2 separate regions of the Homo sapiens genome follow, and region 1 is linked to region 2. The links are chromatin loops, found by intact Hi-C in ENCODE. Cell type or tissue: CD4-positive, alpha-beta T cell. All regions are shown on one strand. Each heading gives the region's core, and the rest is flanking DNA. Links, peaks and the distances in the headings are about the cores only.

Region 1 (5,375 bases), core at 90-5,089, 1.9 Mb before region 2:
ACACCCTGGAAACCTTCAGTTTACTCGGGCACCTGCAGCCCAGGTCAGGGGCCATAACACATGATGGGCATCGATGGGAAATATAGTGCTGGCTAGCTCAGATTTTCACAGGAGACTCCTCACAGGCTGGGAAACATGGGAACTGGTCCACCCTTGGATATCGACTTAAATCATTCTGGCTATTATTAAAAAGTAAAAAAACAACAGATGCTGGCGAGATTGCAGAGAAAAAGGAATGCTTTTACACTGTTAGTGGGAATGTAAATTAGTTCAACCATTGTGGAAGACAGCGTGGCAATTCCTCAAAGACCTAGAGGCAGAAATACCATTTGGCCCAGCCATCCCATTACTGGGTATATACCCAAAGGAATAGAAATCATTCTATTATAAAGAGACCATGCACACGTATGTTCATTGCAGCACTCTTCACAACAGCAAAGACATGAGGTACATATACACCAAGGAATACTATGCAGCCATAAAAAGGAACGAGATCACGTCCTTTGCAGGGACATGGATGAAGCTGGAGGCCATTATCCTCAGCAAACTAACACAGGAACAGAAAGCCAAACACCGCATGTTCTCACTTATACATGGAAGCTGAATGATGAGAACACATGGACACCTTGGGGGGAAACAACACACACTAGGGCCTATGCGATGGGGTGGGGGGAGGGAGAGCATCAGGAGGAATAGCTAATGGATACTGGGCTTAATCCTAGGTGATGGGATGATCTGTGCAACAAACCACCATGGCACTCGTTTACCTACGTAACAGGCCTGCACATCCTGCATATGTACCCCGAACTTAAAATAAAAGTTGAAAAAAAAAAAAAGAAATGTAGGCCATTCCTCCCAGTCCTCACCTATCTGTAAGAAGGTATGTGTCTGCAAGTTATATGGTGTAACTATGGAGGTGCCACTAACCCTCAGATGAGCCAGCCTGAAGGCCATGGAGTGGTCAGCTGAAATCCTGAAATTAGGAATGCAAAATGTTTATGAGACAGGTGATTTTTTTAAGAAATGAAATTTAGAACCCTTTACATGTATCTCTTAAGAAGTAGTGTCTTAGAAAAATTATAAAAGAAAACCGAAGAAAGAATAAGGCCTATAGAAAAGTGGGAAGCATTTTGGCAAATGTGTTTTAGATCCTTAACTTGGCTTCAGCTGGGGTAAATGAACTAGTGAATGAATTTGTTTTTGTATAAACTTATTAGTAATAGAAAATTATTTTTGGCCAGGTGCACTGGCTCGTGCCTGTAATCCTAGCACTTTGGGAGGTTGAGGTGGGCAGATCACTTGAGGTCAGGAGTTTGAGACCAGCCTGGCCAATAGGGTGAAATCCCATCTCTACCAAAAATACAAAAATTAGCTGGGCATGGTGGCGTGTGCCTGTAATCCCAGCTACTCAGGAGGCTGAGGCAGGAGATTCGCCAGAACCCGGGAGGTGGAGGTTGCAGTGAGCCGAGATCACGCCCCTGTATTCCAGCCTGGGTGACAGAGTGAGACTCCATCTCAAAAAAAAAAAAAAAATTTTTTTTTCTTCTCTTCTCCAGCAAAATGATGTTGACAAGTATTAAAGGGAACATGGGCACTTACCACAGGGGAACTCATATGCATGCACTTTGAGAGACTATGGACTTGGAGGATGTGGCTGTAGCAGTTTGTAGGAGTTAAAATTTGGAAACAACTCAAGTGTCATCAGCAGGGGCACAGATAAATACATCGTGGTGCATAAGGCAGATGTCAGTTGTGTGACAGCCTCCTTAGTTAAAACAAATGATCTCTGTGTATTGCCATGCAAAGAACCAAAAAACTATGTAGACTTAGAAAGCAAGTTGCAATAGCATATATACAGTCTATTATTTATACATGCAAGTTGCAATAGCGTATATACAGTCTATTTATTTATTGTAACAAAAGAGGAAAACACCATGGGGAACACACAGTGCTTTCATTTGTCAAAGAATGAATAAGTGCGTCTTTTCCTGGGTAAGTCCTGGTCACCTTTCAGCTCTCAGCTCAGTATGTTACTGCTTCAGCGCAGTAGGTGCCTGGTCAGTGGGTCTCAGAACCCAAATCTTTCCTTTACGTCTCCCGTTATAGTCGCATATTTGTGTGATTATTTGGTTAATGTCCTTCTTCCCCACAGGATTCATTTGAGCAGGGACCCTGACCACCCTCTTCACCACGGTATTGCTAGAACTTAGCCCAGTGCCTGACACACGGTACCTAGTCAGTGAATTTCTGATTTCTGTCTGTTCCCCTGACTAGGTGTAAGCTCCATGAAACGAAGGGGTGGGACAGGGGAGGGGTGCTGGTTTTCTTTCTCATGGAATCCCCCAAGGCTTAGCAATTAGGAGGGCAGGCTGTGGAGTCAGAATTCGAGAGCTCAAATCCTGACTCTGCCACTGCTAGCTGTGTGACCTTGGTCAAATAAACGTTGCATCTCCGAGCTCAATGTCTTTATTTGTAAAAAGGGTAAGGATGCCTTCCTTAGAGTGTTGTTAGAATTAAATGGTATAGCGCGTGAAAACAACGCACCAAAGTGCTTGGTATTGGGGCCTCATTTATTTGTTGAATGTCCAAGTACCCCTGTTGTGAGAAGCACCTGGGCTGGGGCCTGTCCCACTCGGAGAGGATGCTGCTTGTGTTCCACCCTCTGGGGCCCCTTAGGTCATTTCTTATATTTCCACCAGGTGGCGCTGTGGCCATTCGCGCCGGTAATGCTCAGCCGGCACAAAGCTTCAAAGTGGCTTCCAGTCTCCTTCCCAGCCAGAAGCCTGTCTGCAGGTCCCCAGGTGGCCGTCCCACTCTGCTTTAACCTCTCAGAGATGGGGTGCTCACTGTTACCAGGCTGGAGACGCTTTCGGGGCTGGTCTGAGCGTCTCTGTCCTCTGGGTTGGGGCAACTGGACCCTGCGGGACTGGGGAAGCCCAGATGGAAAGTCATGGGCTGACCAGGGTTGGAAGGGATTTAGGTGAGGCCAGCGAGGTGCTCAGGAGGCGCTCACTCTCAGTGTGCAAGGGTGGGGCTGACCTCACTGGAGGCCTCATGAGGACACCTTGTGGTTGGGCTGCCGCCAGTCCACGGCTTTAGACCTGCCTGTCCTCCACTAATCCACAATAGTGTAGGGCACCCACCATGTCCCAGGCTCCATATGAACTCACTTGTTTCTCTTAAGAACCCTAGCTAGTAAGAACTATTATTATCTGCATTTTTCAGATAAGAAAATTGACGTAGGGACAAATTAAGAAACTTGCAGGTAAAAAGTGGCAAAGCTGAGGTTTGAGCCCTGGCAGTTTGGCTCTGAGTGTCACCTCTTAGCCATTCTCTTCCACGGCTGTGCTGACCTGTCCATCCTTCCTTCCCTCCCTCTACCAGTCTCCCCATCCAGCACACACTTGCTGAGCTGTCACTCTGTGGGGCCCAGGTGGGAGCAAAGCTGGGCACTACCCTGGCCCTTGTGCGGTTTTCAGCCCATCAGGTGGAGACCTGGCTCTGCCATGACTTTATCCTGTGACCTTGGACAGGTCATTTAACATCGCTGTGCCTCAGCGTCTTCATTGTGAAATGGGAATGAGAATCCTGGCCTCGTTAAGTTTTGGGGAGGATGGAGTGACTCCAACCTTTGGAGCTGCAGCCTGGCACCCAGGGGCGCATGGGAAGTAGTGGCCATGATTGTGATTGGCATCAGCATGGAGAGGCTCCTTCCAGCCCACACTGGAACTGGACCTAGAGTCAGGTGCTCGGGTGGCCATGTGGAAGCGTGGAGGAAGAATCGAGTCAGGATCTGCTGTTCCTGGGCTTGAATCTTGGCTTTGGCACCGTGAGGGTCTGAGACTCGTGATTTTGGGCAAGGCTTTTCATCTTTCTGAGTTCTCCCTTAAAAACAAGAATGACTAATACCAACCTTGTGGTATCCTTGTGGTTGTTCTATGAAGTAACAAGCGCTTGGCACATAATGGGCACCTTTGTAAAATTTCATTTCCTGTCCTCAAGAAGAATCAGATGGCTGTGCAAACCCAGGGATCAACACATCTGGAGTTCTTGGCACCTCCCCTTCTCCCAAGGAAGGCCTGGACCTTGTGGGATGGGCTGCAGAATTCCATTTTTTTTTCCTTTTGCTTTCTTTCTTTGTTCTTGTTTGTGTTTTATTTCTTGAGAAAGGCAGGGTGGGGACAGTGGTGCATTTCTCAGCCACCCATGCATAGGACTCCATGTTAGCTGTCTGGGTGCCCAAAAGAAGGCTGCACGTTGGCCTCTTAACACCCAGGGCAGTAGGAGGGTCAGTTGGTGGGTGTGGGACACTGGGGTCGCCTCTCTGTGCCTGAGGCATCCTGAGATGCCATGCTCCAGATGGCAGGGGGAAGGCTGAGGGCTGAGAGGCTGCTGAGGGCTGGGGAGCCCTGTCTGGTCCAGCCTCTTCCAAGGTCTAGGGCTGTCCTGGGTGTCCTGATGCTTCTGCTGCTCCTGCCCAGAGATTAGAGCAGGGCCGAGCTGTGGCCCTGCCCTGGGGTGTTGAGCCCAGTTGAGGTGGCAATGGGTAGTTACTCAGGGGCTGGAGTTAGGACAGCTGGGCAGTGAGGGGTAGCTGCCCTGGGATCTGACCTAGCAGGCTGGCATTACCCCTGCTCAGTATCCATCACCTTCCCCATGTGTCCCAATGCTGGAAGCCTCATAGCAGGGTCACTTCGTGCTTCTTCCTGCTGGGTGTTTCCATACACAGTGTCACTGATACTGTAGCCATATCTGCCCTTCTGTTTCAGAGAAGAGGAAACCAGGACGAGACGTGACCCATCCAAGGTCCCGCAACAAGAAAGTGTCCACATCCAGTGGAGATTCACACTCAGCTCCGCCTGGCCCCACCCCTCCCCCTTTTCTTCCCCCTCCCCCTTCCCTGGCCCCCGCTCCTCCAGTACTTAATTTTAATGGCCTTTTGATTGCGAGCCTCTTCTTGAAGAGAGACAAATCATTATTGATGAATTTGGACTGCTCCAGTGTAAATGAGTCAACGGGGCCTGGCGTGGGTAGCTGGCCAAGCCATGCAGGCAGCAGGAATCTCAGGACCAGGCCCTGTGGGCCACAGAGAGCCCTGGTGTAGCCTCTTGTAAGCCGTTTATTTCCGTTCCCAATTAAACCAGGCGCTTGGCTGGAAGGGGTGTCCTTATCCTGGAGCTGGGGGGTGGGTGGCTTACAGAAGATCCTGGCCCCTAGGCCTGAGAACAGAGCCCCAGGATGGCCTGGGCTCCCCCTCTCCACCTGGCAGTCCCCTTTGGCCTGGGTAAATCGGAAATGAGGGCGGCCGCAGTGAGTCCCAGCCCTCACCCTCCATGCTCGGCTGTTTTCTTGGCAGCAAGACCTAGGGAGGCTCC
Region 2 (5,375 bases), core at 221-5,220:
TGCCCCTGGACCGCTGATCACCTATTGATTTTCCAGCCCGAGGCTACATCCGCCGCCAGCTGCCATCTCCAGCCCTGTCACCAGGACCACTTGGTGACTAACTGATCCCCCGGTCCCCTCCCACCCCCACCCCTCACTGCACACCCAGCTCCCCCACTCATGGCCCAACCTGCCCTTCCGGCTTTTTCTGTGCCCAGTTCCTACCCTCTCTTTCAGGGCTCAGTGCTGGGACCCTGGACACCAAAATCAAGTGACTCCCCAGCTAGCTTTGATGCCTGGCTGCATGACCTTGGACAAGTCACTTTAATCTCCTTGTGCCTCAGTTTCCTCATATGTAAAAATGGGGCAATATTGGAAGCTACCCATCATGTATATCAGGCAGCAGTTTCCACAGTGTATTATGGGCACCTCTGGGGTCTCTGAGACCCTTTCAGATGGTCCATAAAATTCAGAATAATGTTGACAATAATACAAACATGTTATTTGTGGGGGTTTTTTGCTCTCAGTGAAAGCTTTTTAAAACTCCCAGTGGAATATTACAGGGGCTACATGACATGTGGTATCTCAAAAACTTGCAGATGCAGATATAAAAATCAAACTGTCTTCTATTAAGGCTGACATTATAGAGATCTGCAAAAATATAAAACAAAGCCACACTTCCTTCTCTTTAAATTTTGTGTGTTGTGAAATATAGTTATTTGTCATAGGAATATATTATTTATGCTCACATGTAGTGTTTATTATTGCTATTTTAAATAAATTATAAATAAATATTATTAAAATTTGTTTTGACTCCTAAAATGGTAATTAGTGATAGATACAACCCACATGAACAAGAGCTTTGAGGGCCTTGATCATTCTTAGGGTGTAAAGGGTTCCTGAAGCCAAAAAGTTTGAGAACTGCTGGTACAAGATGCTAGCACTGTGTCTGGCTCACTGTAAGCACTCAGTAAATTATTATTGCTATGATTTGGAGTTGCTATCATTGGGAGTTAGAGTGATTTCTCCAGTCAAGCTGGGGAGGGGATTTGGGGGTGCAGATTTGGGGAGGTTGCCCCTGATTAGGGACATAAGTGGCACAAAGGTGAGATCCCCCCTGCCGGCTCCTAGCAGCCCCCTCACCTGGCACTCACTGCCAGCTTGGAGTGTCCAAAGCCATGGCCAAGGGAAAGGAGCACGTGGCTGATCTTGGCCCTAGCAGCTGGGATTGGCTGCACCTCGAGATAAACCTCCCTCAAAATTGCTCAGAGGGAGGCAGTTGGTGCAAAGAAGGAAGAGGCTGGAGAAAGAGATGTAACAATAGCTACTCCTCGATTAGCCTTACCATGTGTCAGGCATCATTGTAAGCACTTAAAGTTAAGTCATTTGAGCCCTGCGACAATCTTAGACAGTTGTTTAAAAATGTACATGGGATGATTTTGTTGTAATCAGGTATGGGAAGATGACAGACACAGAGTCAACTGCCTGAAAGGAAGATTGTATTACTTACAGTTCCCAAGAGGAGGGCACAACATTCAGGGCCACCTGAACAAAATGAACAAAAATGCAGAAATGGGGTGACCTGGGACAGTCTGGGCATCCCAATGGCCCCTCAGATTTACCATGGCCCATCTGCTTCTCCTGGCAGGCCCTTGGGTCTGCAAGAGCCCTGATGGTGGAGAGAGGGCTGCGCGGGTGGCCCCCTCCTGAGGGCTGGCTTTTGACCCCTCTCCCGCACCCACCCCAACTCCACTCTGAAGGACCCTGGCAGGCCAGGTCAATAATTAGAACTCCATAAAGGTTTGCTGGTGTTGATTTTTGTCGTTGCTTTTTGAACTGGGCCTGTAAAATGGAGAGGTTCATACCTTCCTTGGTGAAGTGGTCAAGATTTAAAGACTTGGTGAGTACAGTATAGCTTCTTGCAACGTGGACAGAGAAGGGGACACCGTCACGAGAGGTGCGGGGGCTGTTTTCACTCCGATGCGCTCAGACCGGGACTGAGCTGCTGTGGACGTGCCCGGTGGGCAGGCGGTGAGCTCGCACCGGGCAAGACACGGGTCTGACCCCTCCCCGCACTCACCCCCTCCCTGGGCGCTCGCAGGACCCGAAGCAGCGCAAGGGCGTCCTGGCTGCCCAAACGCGGGGCTCCAGCGCCGCCTGCCGGCCGCCGTGTGCAACGCCGACCCGGAAGTCTCGCCGTCTCTGCCTGCGCTGGGGACGCGCGGGACACCCGGTTCCGGGAATCCCGGTGGGGGTCCGACCTTGCTTTGGGCGCAGGGAACGCGGCTCTGCAGGACGGGCTGCCGCCGAGGGCATCGGCAAGCTTCGGGGTGTGGACCGTGCCTGCGCCCGCTGCATCCGTTTTGGGCAAGGCTGTGGCTTTTTGAGCCTCAGTCACTCTTTGCGGAGGACGAACAGGGTGGGAATTCGACTTCTCCCACCGCAGCGTCCCTGCAATCTCGTTCTCGACGACGTCCCAGCCTCCCTTCTAGTCCAGTCCCACCCCCAACATTCCTCCTACCCTACTCGCTGGGCACTTCCCGCAATTCCAAATCCCGGCGTGTGGCTCATCCACGTGAAAACCCTTCAGAGCTCCTGGTTGTCGCATAAAACGTTGCTTTCATATTAAAACGAACATGGATTCTGGGAGGCAGAGGCTGGACGATCCCTTGGGCCCAGGAGTTGAAGGTTACAGTGAGCCATGATCCCCACTGCACTCCAGCCTGGGCAACAGATCGAGATTCTATGTCAGAAAAATAAAAAATACATAAAAAGTAAATAAAACTAACATGGATCAGACAGAATGAAATTGAGAGAATGTGGAGCTGCCCAGCTCAGAGCCACCAAGCCCCTAGGAGTCACAGGGGAAGGAGACTCCCAGAGCTCCTGCAAGCCAGCCAAGAGGGGGCCCATTCTCCCAGGGAAACAGCATTGTCAAGGTGGGCTCCATCTCCAAACCAAGCTCCAGAAGCCAGGTCAGGAATTGGGACAGGGCACAGGAGGGACAGCTTGTCTGTACTCCTGCATGTCTGGGCCTCAGCTGACAGTGACCCAGAAGGCTGGGCCCTGGAAGAGCTGGGCCAGAGGACCCACTTCTCAGATGGCATCATGAACCACAGCCCATGAGTAGCCTCTCCAGCATCCTGGTTATCAGGTAGCTGGCTTGCTCGGGTGGCAGTGTCCCAGCAAGCCAGGCAGGAGCTGCATGGCCTTTCGTGACCCAGCCTCAGAAGTCACACCACATCACTTCACACAACCCTGGGTCAAAACCACTACCAACTTGGCCAGATTCATGAGAGGGACATAGACCCCACCTCTGCATGGGAGGCATGTCAAAGAATCTGTGGGGGGAAAAAAAAAGGCACGGCACCAGTCCATCTATTTTTATTTTTTTTTTTTTTAGACAAGGTCTCGCTGTGTTGACCAGGCTGACATGCAGTGGTACAACTGATCACAGCTCACTGCAGCCTCAAACTCCTGGGCTCAAGTGACTTTTCCGCCTCAACCTCATGAGTAGCTAGGGCTGGAGGCACACATACCACACTCGGCTAATTTTTTAAATTGTTATTTTTTTGTATAGACAGGGCCTATGTTGCCCAGGCTGGTCTCAAACTCCTGGCCTCAAGCCATCCTCTAGCCTCAGCCTTCCAAAGTGCTAGGATTATAGGCATGAGCCACCATGCCCAGCTCCATCTAGAAACTATGGTTTTGTGGCCTAGGGAAGGTGTCACCTGGATAAGGTATCACCTATGTTTCACCTCCAAACTCAGGTGCTCCCTCCAGAAATGGCACTGGTCTCTCCATCCCCACTGGATGAAAGATGGCCAAGAGAGACCTCCCTGAACCAGTTGCAACAGCTCAGGGCCATGACAGGATGAGGCCATGGAAAGGGGACACTGCAGGAGATGGCCGAAAAAGCAACATGATTTGCCTCAACTGTCATTTCTTAAATCCAGACACAGGGAAGGGAGGGGAAGTGGGGGACACACAAGGAATAATGGGGGGGAATCAAGGAACTGGGAGAAGAGTTCTTATAGTGCCTCTGCCCTTCCATATCTGCTCTATCAGGTTGTCAGAAGCAAGGGACCAGAAACACAGTCCACTTCCCCTGAGCCCATTGCCAGGAGTGGACAGCAGTGTGGGGACTCACTGCCTCCATGTGGCCAGCAGAGGGCAGCATAGCGCTGCTCTGCTGCATCAGATGCCTGGCAACTTGGCAGGGCCAGTCTGGAGGACTCAGGACTCAACAGGACCAGACTCAGGACCCTCCACATCCCTGGCTAAGGACGGGCTGCAGCCTGGATGTGGGTCATGTTTTAGCACGTGAGCTCCAGGGAAGCAGGGACTGTGCTCTGTGTGCAGTGGTCTCTTATCTGCAAGTGCTTCTGGGTGTCCAGTGTCAGTGAGTTGTGTTGTGAAGGGCACAAAGGTGTCCATCAGATTGTTCCTGGGTGGTTCTGAGCAATGTGTGTGTCCTGATGCCAACACTCATCTGGTGTCCAGCAGCTCCACGAGCCTTCCACTCACTGCTCCCCCTGAAAACTCCAGTGTCCCGAGCCCCAGGGCCAGGCGGGCCCCACTCCGGGCCTCTGTGCACCCCCACCCCCTGACATGGTCCTCCCCTCTGCTTAGGTCCTGGTCACCTCTGGCCTCTGCCCATCTTGAGGGTGGGGGCCCTCATCACCGCATCTGGTTCTTTCCGGGGTGACTTCCTATCTCCCTTGTTTAAATAAAAGGAGTCCACCTTGAAGGAGATGCGGGGACCTGCACACCACGGCACCAGGGAGGCTGGGATGGGCATGGAGGGAGGGGCAGCGGGTGCCCTCTGTGACACACGTGGAGGGAGCAGAGGCTCCTGTTTCCTGAGCAACCCCTGACCCAGCTCCTTTCTGGAATTTTACAATGGAGCTCACTGTGGCACCTGTGCACATGGAAGGACAGGAGGGAGGGAGGGAGGGAGAGGGAAGGAAGGAAGGAAGGCTTGCTGGTTTTAAGTTATTACCACCCCATTGCACTGGTAAGGAAACTGAGTTGAAGACAAAATTATGTCTTGCCAAGGGTCACAAAGTTATCTAATTTTGGGTGTGGGGCTTAAACCAGGTCTCCTCCAGACCCAAAAGAGTATATCCTAAATGATCCCATGTGTATGAAATTCTAGAAAAGGCAAAGTTAGCCCATAGTGACAGAAAGCAGAATAGTGATGCCTGAGGCTGGGGGGCAAAGTCGGGGTGGCTGTTGACTACAAAAGATCATGAGAAACTTTTTGGGTGAAAATGTTCTATATTTGATTTTGGTGGTCACTGTGGTGTACTGATTTGTCAAAACGTATTGACTATCCAATTAAATGAGTGCACTTATTACATGTGAATTATACCTCATTAAAGGTGGTCATTTTT

What was found. Peaks named below come from ENCODE experiments on the same cell type or tissue, not always from the same donor. Only the 100,000 strongest peaks of a DNase experiment are listed, where the experiment ranks them.
Region 1: it touches region 2 in a loop (12-fold over the local background); 9 of 110 quality-filtered maps call a loop at or near these places.

What each region holds. Positions count from the first base shown.
Region 1 is chr20:40,960,492-40,965,866 of GRCh38, reverse strand. No RefSeq gene overlaps it. Among named protein-coding and RNA genes, the nearest start is that of TOP1, 66 kb to the left of the region's middle. RefSeq lists an enhancer at 4,300-4,931. In CD4-positive, alpha-beta T cell, for the core only: CTCF peaks have their summits at 2,510 and 2,726 (motif pointing right); a DNase peak (open chromatin) is centred at 2,706.
Region 2 is chr20:39,047,009-39,052,383 of GRCh38, reverse strand. No RefSeq gene overlaps it. Among named protein-coding and RNA genes, the nearest start is that of DHX35, 87 kb to the right of the region's middle. In CD4-positive, alpha-beta T cell, for the core only: CTCF peaks have their summits at 2,142 (motif pointing left), 2,147 (motif pointing left), 3,949 and 4,158 (motif pointing right); DNase peaks (open chromatin) are centred at 2,133 and 4,153; H3K4me3 peaks cover 1,070 bases; H3K27ac peaks cover 467 bases.